2 separate regions of the Homo sapiens genome follow, and region 1 is linked to region 2. A link is a contact called in ENCODE Hi-C or POLR2A ChIA-PET data. All regions are on one chromosome and are shown on one strand. The core of a region is the stretch at or near the end of the contact, and the rest is flanking DNA. Distances in the headings are between cores, read along the strand shown. Region 1 overlaps LINC00570 (long intergenic non-protein coding RNA 570). Region 2 overlaps PPIAP60 (peptidylprolyl isomerase A pseudogene 60).

Region 1 (4,575 bases), core at 2,039-4,538, 35 kb after region 2:
TGGTCCAACCCAATAGGGAGCTATAGTGAAAGACTGCCCATGAGAAGGCTCTCCCACTGGCAGAGCTGGCCAGCCACTAGGATTCCTGCTGTGGTCCCTCTTTAGCTGAAGGCTGCCTGGTGGAAGTGTGGCCTTGACTCAGACAGTGTGGCAGATCCTGATGCTGTTCTAGCTGGAGGTCTCAGCTAACTGCAGCCCTTGCTGCTGACAGCATGCTCTTCTTTTTTTTTTTCCTGTGGTTTTTTTTTTTTTTTTTTTTTTTTTTTTTGAGACAGAGTCTCTCTCTGTTGCCAGGCTGGAGTGCAGTGGCGCAATCTCGACTCACTGCAACCTCTGCCTCCCGGCTTCAAGTGATTCTCCTGCCTCAGCCTCCCAAGTAGCTGGGACTGCAGGTGTGCACCACCAGGCCCAGGTAATTTTTGTATTTTTAGTAGAGATGGGGTTTCACCATGTTGGCCAGGCTGGTCTCGATCTCTTGACCTTATGATCTGCCCACCTCAGCCTCCCAGAGTGCTGGGATTACAGGCGTGAGACACTGCACCCAGTCCCTCATGCTCTTCTTCAAGGAAGCTCTGAGAGGCAGATTCCCATGGCTGCCGCACCTGAGGAGTAGCCTGGAAGAGGGTGAAGCTCCCTTTGGCCCTGTAGACTCCTTGCCCTTAGGGTAGAAATGCAGCTAGAGAAGGACAAGAGAGGAGCTTCTGAAAGTAGAGGGTGTGCACTGCCCTAGTCCAGGCTGAGGATGTTACTGTGTAGACCCAGTTCGACTTCCCTTCGGCTAAAGCCCCAAAGAGCCGCATCACCACCCAATACAAGCAGATGTGTGGTGGAAACGAAGTCTGAGTGGGAGATGTGGGCTTCAGGAATTGTTAAAATATTATATCTTGATTTTTGCATATTTTTTAAAAACATGCTGCGCCGGGCACGGTGGCTCACGCCTGTAATCCCAGTACTTTGGGAGGCCCAGGCGGGCGGATCACGAGGTCAGGAGATCGAGACCATCCTAGCTAACACGGTGAAACCCTGTCTCTACTAAAAATACAAAAAATTAGCCGGGCGTGGTGGTGGGTGCCTGTAGTCCCAGCTACTCAGGAGGCTGAGGCAGGAGAATGGCATGAACCCGGGAGGCAGAGCTTGCAGTGAGCCGAGATTGTGCCACTCCACTCCAGCCTGGGAAACAGAGTGAGACTCTGTCTCAAAAAAAAAAAAAAAAAAAAAAAACCCAAAACAACAATAACAACAAAAAAAACCATGTTAATCTATTGCTTGAGTCCTCCCAAGGTTGGGGAAGCAGCTCTTCCAAGGGAGGCCTGAAATTTAAGCTGCATTATCTTCGTGATGATTCCATTTCTGCATTAACTATTGCTATGGTTTTCATATTGGGTAGTTCCTGTAATTTGAGATCCTTCTTTTTCAGGTGGCAGCTGAGGCTTACTACCCCAGGAAAGGGATGCCACCAGAGAAGGCAGACAACCAAGATGGCGACTCTCAATTTTTGAGCTCCTAATTTTCTCATGTCAGACATAAGAAAAAAAAATATTTTTTAAAGAAAAAGCTTTAGGTTGCAAAAATCTAGGCCTTTCAACTTTAAAATCCTATTCTTGCAAGCCTTGGAGAATAAAGCTTATGCATAAACAGTAGATTTGGAAACAGAAATATGCCTAATTACCCAGAGCCATTCTTTCAATACGCCAGTGATTGTTTAAAGATTCTATAGGCTGGAGTCAATGGCAGGAGGCGGGTGGGAAAAGAGTCAAGAGGGAGGAGAGAAGAAGCAAGAGGGTTGGGTAGATATTGTCACATGACCCTGAGAGGAGGATTCTGGGTCAAACCCCTAGGGGGTTGTGTGTAATGGAGACTCCAGATCCATTTGGGAATCTGGCTCCAAAGAAGACTTCACCTTGCCTTCTGAGTGGAGCCCTGAAGTGGCAAGACTCATAGAATTCCCCCACGGGTCCACACAAGAGAGAATGAATAGAGAAGGCTGCGTGCTGGCTGGACCAAGGCAGCCTCGGGTGACACCACCACCACCACCGCCGCTGCCGCCATCGCCATCACCACTGCCGCTGCCATCACCGCCACCACCACCACCATCACCACCACCATCACCACATTATGGACAATAGCCCAATGTTTCCTGAGTTCCCTAGAGGGTTGAAAGAGAATAGGACCTAGAGAGATCACATAGTTGGGACAGGCACTCATTAATTTGATCCAATGACAAGAGACCAGATGGGAAGAAGGATGCCTTGAGAGATGTCAGTGTGCACCCATGGATAGAAGCAGCTGGTGACTGGGTACTTGGGAAGCCACATGGACACACACAAAGCTCCTGGAAGACGTTTTCAAGGAGTTGGGCTGTGCTGGGATCCAGAACTGGCTGAAGAAACCATGAGCTGACATAAAATTTCTGCCACCTAGCAGAATGGAGGCTCCATTTGGAAATTAAATTATATACTTAAAAAAACTATAATTGCTTCATTTCTTTTTTTTGAGATGGAGTTTCACTCTTGTTGCCCAGGCTGTAGTGCAATGGCACCATCTCAGCTCACTGCAAACTCCGCTCCCGGGTTCAAGAGGTGATCCTGCCTCAGCCTCCCGAGTAGCTAGGATTACAGGTGTGCGGCCACCATGCCCCGCTAATTTTGTATTTTCAGTAGAGACGGGGTTTTACCATGTTGGTCAAGCTGGTCTCAAACTCCTGACCTCAAATGATCCACCCACTTTGGCCTCCCAAAGTGCCAGGATTACAGGCATGAGCCACTGCGTGAAGCCAAATGCTTCATTTCTTTTTTTCTTTTTTTTTGTTGAGAGGGAGTCTCACTCTGCCGCCCAGGCTGGAGTGCAGTGCCGCAATCTCGGCTCACTGCAAGCTCCCGCGTTCACGCCATTCTCCTGCCTCAGCCTCCCGAGTAGCTGGGACTACGGGCGCCCGCCACCACGCCTAGCTAATTTTGTTTTGTACTTTTAGTAGAGCCGGGGTTTCACCGTGTTAGCCAGGACGGTCTCGATCTCCTGACCTCGTGATCCGCCCGCCTGGGCCTCCCAAAGTGCTGGGATTACAGGCGTGAGCCACCGCGCCCGGCCTGCTTCATTCCTTATACATCTGAGTTGGCCATCTGAGATTTTGTTTCTACTACACAGCACTACGGCAAGGATTACGCGAAACCACCTAGTCCCTAGTATGGTTCCTGCCATGTAATCAGGACACAGCAGATCGCAGCTGGGTATTTTCCATTTTCCTCCGGATCTGCTCTGCACCCTTCTCCACTGGCCCTCAGCTGTGGGAAGCTGACCTCATGGACTGCAGGCAATGCGCGTAATTGCCCTATGGGAGGCACCAACAGGAAATGGGAGGGGCTGGGAGGGAAGAGCTATGAGGTATTCACTCTGTGGGTCTGGCAATGGCTGTGTTTCTCTCAGCTCCTGCCTGGTGGCCCCCTCCTACCGGCAAATCTCTCACTGAGGTTCTGCCCGCTCTCTCTGCTCCTCCAGGCGTCGGGGTGGCAGGGCATTCCTGCTCTTGCTGGCCTCAGATGCTTCCCTTCTTGTGTACCCTTAACCTGTGCCCACTTCTGTAAATAGTCCCTTCATTACACTCTTAGGAACTACCTCTTTGGAGAATGCCACTGTTTCCTGCGGGGACCCTAGATGATACAACTGTTATTAGTATTACCTTTAGTTTGAGATCACATCTGATTCTCTGTGTGATCCTGTGGAGTCGGTGACCCTTTCTGAGCCTCAGTTTCTTCATTTCTTAAATGTGAATCCAATACCCCCAGCTTTCGCTTTCCTACTTCAGAGGGATATTGTGGGAATTAAACGAGTCAATACAGGTGACAATACTCTGGGAAAAAAATACAATTGTGACCCTATTATTAGAATTATTAAAAGTAACAATAGTAGTAAGATTGTTCCTGCCCAGAGATCTCTTCTGATCCCCCTCTCTTCACTCCAGCACAATAGCAGTGACTCAGTCTTTGGTCCTTGGCAAAGCCACTGTCCTTTTCTGCAAAGTCTTATGCTGCGGAAAGATGAAACTTTGTGATCAGATACAGCACACAATTCTCAGAGCTGCTGCCACCATTTGACAAATGCCACGGGGTTCTAGGCTGTGCTGCAGCCCCTCAGAGCAGACCCAGGCCTGCCCTTGCAACCTCTGGGCTCTGTTTGCTGCTCACAGAAGACTGCTGAGAACCAGCCTGTGGCCCTGGCTGAAGCCACTGAGCATCCAGGATCCCTCCCACCTGAGTAGCAGGTGGATAAGGCCTAGCTTAGTGAGAGCTGGTGTGGACTCAGGTTGCTCCAAGCTCCTGGCAGGAAGAAAATTGCTAGTGGGGCATGCATGGCCGGTGAGCTGGGATAGCCCCAGAGCGGAGAGCGAGGACAGCAGCCCTGCTGGGGGCAGTTTCACTTTGCTGTGCCTATTTTAAAACAAGAGCATGTCCCTTGAGAGCTTCTCCTGCCTCTCCTTCCAGCCACTTAATCCATCCGGTGTTTCCACGATCTCCTCTTCCCAATCCAACCCGCCACCAGGCCTGTCAAGGGACACCTGGAGTAGCAAATCTCATTGGT
Region 2 (4,940 bases), core at 1,885-4,384:
TATTTCACCTCAGTGTCTCCCCAAGAGAAAAGGGGAGACCCTCCTCCCATGTCACATTCAGAAGAGGCCTCCTAGTAACTGGCCTGTAACTGTGACAACTCTGGTGGATCTAGGCACATAAGCAGATAGCCATTCATCAGAAGGCATGACCAAATCATCACGTGGCCATGTCGGGAGAGGCTGTAAGCTCAGCTGCAGGCCCTGTCTGGAAGCAGTGTCCCCCTCTGACCTCAGGAGGGGACACAGCCATCCTCCTGTCCAAAGATCAGTCCCAATTTCTTTCACGGCTGTCCAGGGGGAGAGCTGTTCAGGAGGATAGAGACCATTATTACCCATGCCTCTTACTTGCCATCCACATTTTGGGAGGCTGGCTGCCTGCAGCTGTCAGGGCAGCTCCTTCCCATCACAGGAACCACGTTGAGCCTCCCAAGGCCGGTCCTGGGCCTGCCCCCTCCTCCCTCAGCCCTCAGACTGGCCTAATTCCCTGCCCAGGATTATCCACTTTTCAGAATGAGTGACAATAGAAGCATCCACTTCCTGCAGGGATGCAGTACCTCCCCCATAACCTCACAGCCGACTGACTTTGGCATATTTTGCATGATTTGGTAAATGGTATATATGCATAGAGAAACTTCTGGAGTGTTGTTTTCTCAAATTTTAATAGCAGTGTCTCTGGAACTCAGGAGTTTTTACAATCTTCATTGTACTTTACTATGATATTTGATTTTTTTTCATTATAACTGTGCATCATACTTATAGGAAAATAATTTAAGCCTTGGAATCAGATAGCCTTTGGCAAATCAGATCATCCATTTCCTTATCTATTAAGTGGGAAAAATAATATTTCACAAGGTTATTGAGAAAAAAATCAATGCCATTTTTATTTTCATTCCTCATAACTGACATAATTGCATATATACACATCGTGTGATTATATTGTATACCCTGGTGGGTTTCCTTAAAACAGATTCCATTTTCCCTTTCTCTTTATTTTCCCCTCCCTCCCCTTCTAGTCTGTTCCACTCATGTCATGGCTCCAGGCTGAACCTGGGCCCATGACACAACCCACACAACCATGTTGACAACCTTGAATGCACCTTCCAAGTTTTTTTTTTTTTCCTTTTTTTTTTTTTTTAGACAGAGTCTCTCTGTCACCCTGGCTAGAGTACAGTGGCGCAATCACGGCTCACTGCAGCCTTGATCTATCCAAGCCCAGGTGATCTTCCCACCTCAACTTCCTGAGTAGCTGGAACTACAGGCGTGAACCACGAAGCCCAGCTAATTTTTTAATTGTTTGTAGAGATGAGGGTCTCGCTTTGTTGCCCAGGCTGGTCTCAAACTCCTGGGCCTCAAGTGATCCTCCTGCCTTGGCCTCCCTCTTCCATGTTTTTTTCCATGGTAATTCAATAATAAAAGTATATAGCTATATTCCCACATATAAATGGTTTTTTGATCATTTTAAAAAAGAAATCGGCCAGGTGCAGTGGCTCACAACTGTAATCCCAGCACTTTGGGAGGCTGAGGCAGGTGGATCACCTGAGGTCAGGATTTTGAGATCAGCCTGACCAATATGGTGAAAGCCCATCTCTACTAAAAATACAAAAATTAGCTGGGGCGTGGTGGCAGGTGACGGTAGTCCCAGCTACTCAGGAGGCTGAGGGAGGAGAATTGCTTGAATCCGGGAGGCGGAGGTTGCAGTGAGCTGAGATTGTGCCACTGCACTCCAGCCTCAGTGACAGAGCGAGACTCCATCTCAAAAAAAAAAAAAAAAAGAAATCATATTATACTCAATTCCATGTATCCTATGTATCCTGCTTTTCTCACTCAACAATACTTTTTGTAACTTCATCCTAGTCACGTGGCAAAGCTCTGATTTTAATGGCTGGATTCTGTTTCATAATTTGGAGATATAATTTGTCATCTGTGCCCATGTTATCAATATTCACTTTGTTTCTAGTTTTTGCCACTATGAACAATACTACAACATGTGTGTGCACTTACATACACACACTCACACTCACACACACACTCACACCCACACACACTCACACCCCCCCCCACACTCACACCCACACACACACACTCCTTTGTTATACTGATGATTTTATTTCTTTGTAATAGGCTTTCAGAAATGGGATTTCTGGGGAAAATATAGCCAGTCAACAATATTTCCAGTGTGTGCTAAGCACTAAGTGTCTTTTACATAGTAATTGCTTAATAAAGTGATGTTTGCTATTATTCTTGTTATAAGCTGGGGAGTCATATTTTGAAAAAGTGTAGTCATTTATGGGAGTCCTACTTATTTAAGATACATTTACTTTAAAGACACAGGTTATCTGTAATAACTGAACTAACAACTGTCCTTTCCTTGTTTATACAAAGTCCAAAGGAAATAGGACTGCATTGGAAAACTAAAATAGACATGAAAGTTTGCCTCCTCATTTCCTCCTTGCCATTTCAAATCCATTTCCTCAGTGAGACAGGAACCCAGAAGCTGAAGATTTTGCTCCCATAATTGGAGATTCTTGTTTCGCATTTTTAAAAAAAATTGTTATGAGCTTCTTTGCATATCTGATTTGAAAAACAAAAAGAGAGCTCATTAAAGAGTTTTTCTATTATGGAGAGGCAATAAGGAACCAACTCGTAGCTTTTCAATGAGATGAATGAATAAGTGCCTGTGTCTGCAGCCCCACATCTGCCTTCTCAGGGCAGAAGTTTGCAGGAGAAATCAGGCAATTTCTAGTCTGAAGGTTCTCCTTGTTATATTCAGCTACTCACAATGAGAATTGAGGCTGCAGCTTGTGAAGAGAGGGCAGTTTTGCAAAATGCACATTTGGTGGATTCTGGACATGAGCCATTTGACCAAAACGTCAAAGCATGACAGATTTCTAACTCCGGACTGAAATGGAAGCTTGTGCATTGGCTGAAAGCCAGTCCTGGACTCCTGGACACAGCCGAGAGCCCAGAATGTGAGGGAAATTCTGTGTGAGAAAAGGCATACCCACAGTTTTAATGAGAAGGGAAATTGGAGCTTCCATTTTCCTACTGCCTTGTTCGCTTTTTGTCTGGACACCTTTGAGCCAAAGGAAGCTGGGGAGGCCCATGTGGGTGCCCTTCCGATTCTGAGCCGTCAAACTGGCACGCTGTCCACACGGGTGGAGGCAAGCGTCAGAGTCCCGGGCTGTTTCTCAGCAATTGTCCAGCTCTTTCTGCTCTCTTGCTTTCTGTCTGGTTTGCATTTCAGTGAATGCCTAACTTCTTGTTTTCTGGCTTTTAGGCCCATTTTTGGCCCCATAATAACCTCTTGGACAGAATTGTTTTCCTAGTTTGACCCTCATCAGTCAGATTTTTTCATTTTATTTTAATCGTTTTTATTTTTATTTTTTTGAGATGGGATCACTCTATCACCCAGGCTGGAGTGCAATGGCAAGATCATGGCTCACTGCAGCCTTGATTGCCCAGGCTCAGACAATCCTCCTGCCTCAGCCTCTCCAGTAGCTGGAACTATAGGCACCACTGCCCTTGACTATTTTTAAAATTTTTTTGTAGAGATGAGGGGAATCTCGCTATGTAGCACAGACTGGTCTTGAACTCCTGGCCAGAAGTGGTCCTTCTGCCTCAGCCTCCCAAATTGTTGGGATTACAGTCGTGAGCCACTGTGCCCAGCCTGATTTTCCTGTTTTGATCCAACTCCAGTTCTAAAACCCTATTTATCTCCCAGCATCGGGTTGTCCTCTTGAAAGGGAAATTGGAAGTTACAGTGATGGGGTCAAGGGCTCAGTTTTCAAGGTGGAGGCTTAGACAGAACTCATTTCAGACCTGAAGAAGGAAAAGCTGATTGATGCTCACATGCCAACTTTGTTTCCTAGCTTGTCCTACATCCAATCTACCTTGTCTTAAAGAGGTTCAAAAGTTTGGTCCTTATCTATGGAGCAGCTACTCTGGGCAAGGCCAGGACTTATATTAACCTTGTTAGGTGCCAAGAATGGCCAGGCCTCAAAGTATCAGACCAGATAAATCCCTGTCTCCAAGGAGCTCGCAGCCTGAATTTGAAGACCCAAATATTCAGAGGAGAAATGTCTCAGTTCAAAGTTAGCTGAGTTAGCGGCCAATGGTAGGAGGATGGAGGAAATTGTGTAAGAATTCAGAGGAGGAGAATGTCCTTGGGGGCTGGAGTAGGGAGGACATAGGATCACAGCCCACCCTTGACAGGTGAGGAAAGGAAGAGATGCAACAGTTACTAAGTGCCTACTAGGTGCCAGTGTTAGCGTAAGAGATTTGGCTGGTTATCTCTGGTTATTCTTAGGACTGGGGTTGGAGGGAAGAGTGCAGTAGGCATTTCCATCAGGGAAATGGTGCAATTAAACTACTGACAGCCTGGTCTGAGCCATAGCTGACTCTATTCAAGATAGGTGCTTACCAAATACACTTCTCTGCCAGGGTAGAAACAGCCACAATCTGCGTGTATTCAAGAGCTAAGGAGCATGTTTCATTGGCTTGCTCCACAGTCACGATGAATTGTTTGAGCACCTGCAATGCTTTGAGTGCTTTGTAAATTATGAAGTGGGAGGAGATCACTGTGGATCCAGGGATCTGCTGAGGGTCTTAGCCTCACTTCACAGGCAGATGCTCAGTGGTTTCAGGGTGAGAAAGATTATGGGAACTTTTGTGGCTTTATTGAAAAATCTCACCCAAAACACCACTTCTCATCTCTTATCTAGCAAGAAGAGCAATGAAAAACAACAAAGGAGAAAATTTTAAAAATCAGACCATGTATGTTTAAGTTCTTAATACCTGTATTTATTCCTATAGTTTGTTCAACAAGTGTTTTCTCAGATGCTTCCTAAATGCTGTGGTAAACAAAATTGACAGGGCTCTGGACCTTGTGTTTACAGTCTAGTTGGAAAGGTAGACATTAAAAAAGGCAACACACAAGCGTG

Evidence for each region. Hi-C counts contacts between places; a loop is a spot of excess contacts on that map. ChIA-PET counts read pairs that join two places held with the same protein, here RNA polymerase II (POLR2A). Pooled maps may share reads with other maps.
Region 1: a loop to region 2 is called in a map of heart right ventricle, with 2.3 times the contacts of the local background. The contact joins two enhancer-like sites. A Hi-C loop is called at or near these places in 8 of 168 maps with a recorded cell type or tissue (HepG2, IMR-90, aorta and 5 more) and 13 of 50 pooled maps. POLR2A ChIA-PET finds 5 or more read pairs at or near these places in 12 of 52 experiments (AG04449, AG04450, B cell and 9 more).

The regions. Positions count from the first base shown.
Region 1 is chr2:11,400,608-11,405,182 of GRCh38, forward strand. LINC00570 (long intergenic non-protein coding RNA 570) reads left to right here. Exons shown (of 3, transcript NR_047499.1): 3 at 1,418-2,470. Among named protein-coding and RNA genes, the nearest start is that of LINC00570, 8.9 kb to the left of the region's middle. Within about 2 kb of position 3,289, at least 17 of the 41 ENCODE cell types and tissues checked have a DNase peak (open chromatin) inside an H3K27ac peak, as active enhancers do; they include ascending aorta, heart right ventricle and sigmoid colon, where a contact is called at or near this core.
Region 2 is chr2:11,365,342-11,370,281 of GRCh38, forward strand. The region is part of intron 3 of PPIAP60 (peptidylprolyl isomerase A pseudogene 60); the gene reads left to right. Among named protein-coding and RNA genes, the nearest start is that of PPIAP60, 16 kb to the left of the region's middle. Within about 2 kb of position 3,135, at least 11 of the 41 ENCODE cell types and tissues checked have a DNase peak (open chromatin) inside an H3K27ac peak, as active enhancers do; they include ascending aorta, heart right ventricle and sigmoid colon, where a contact is called at or near this core.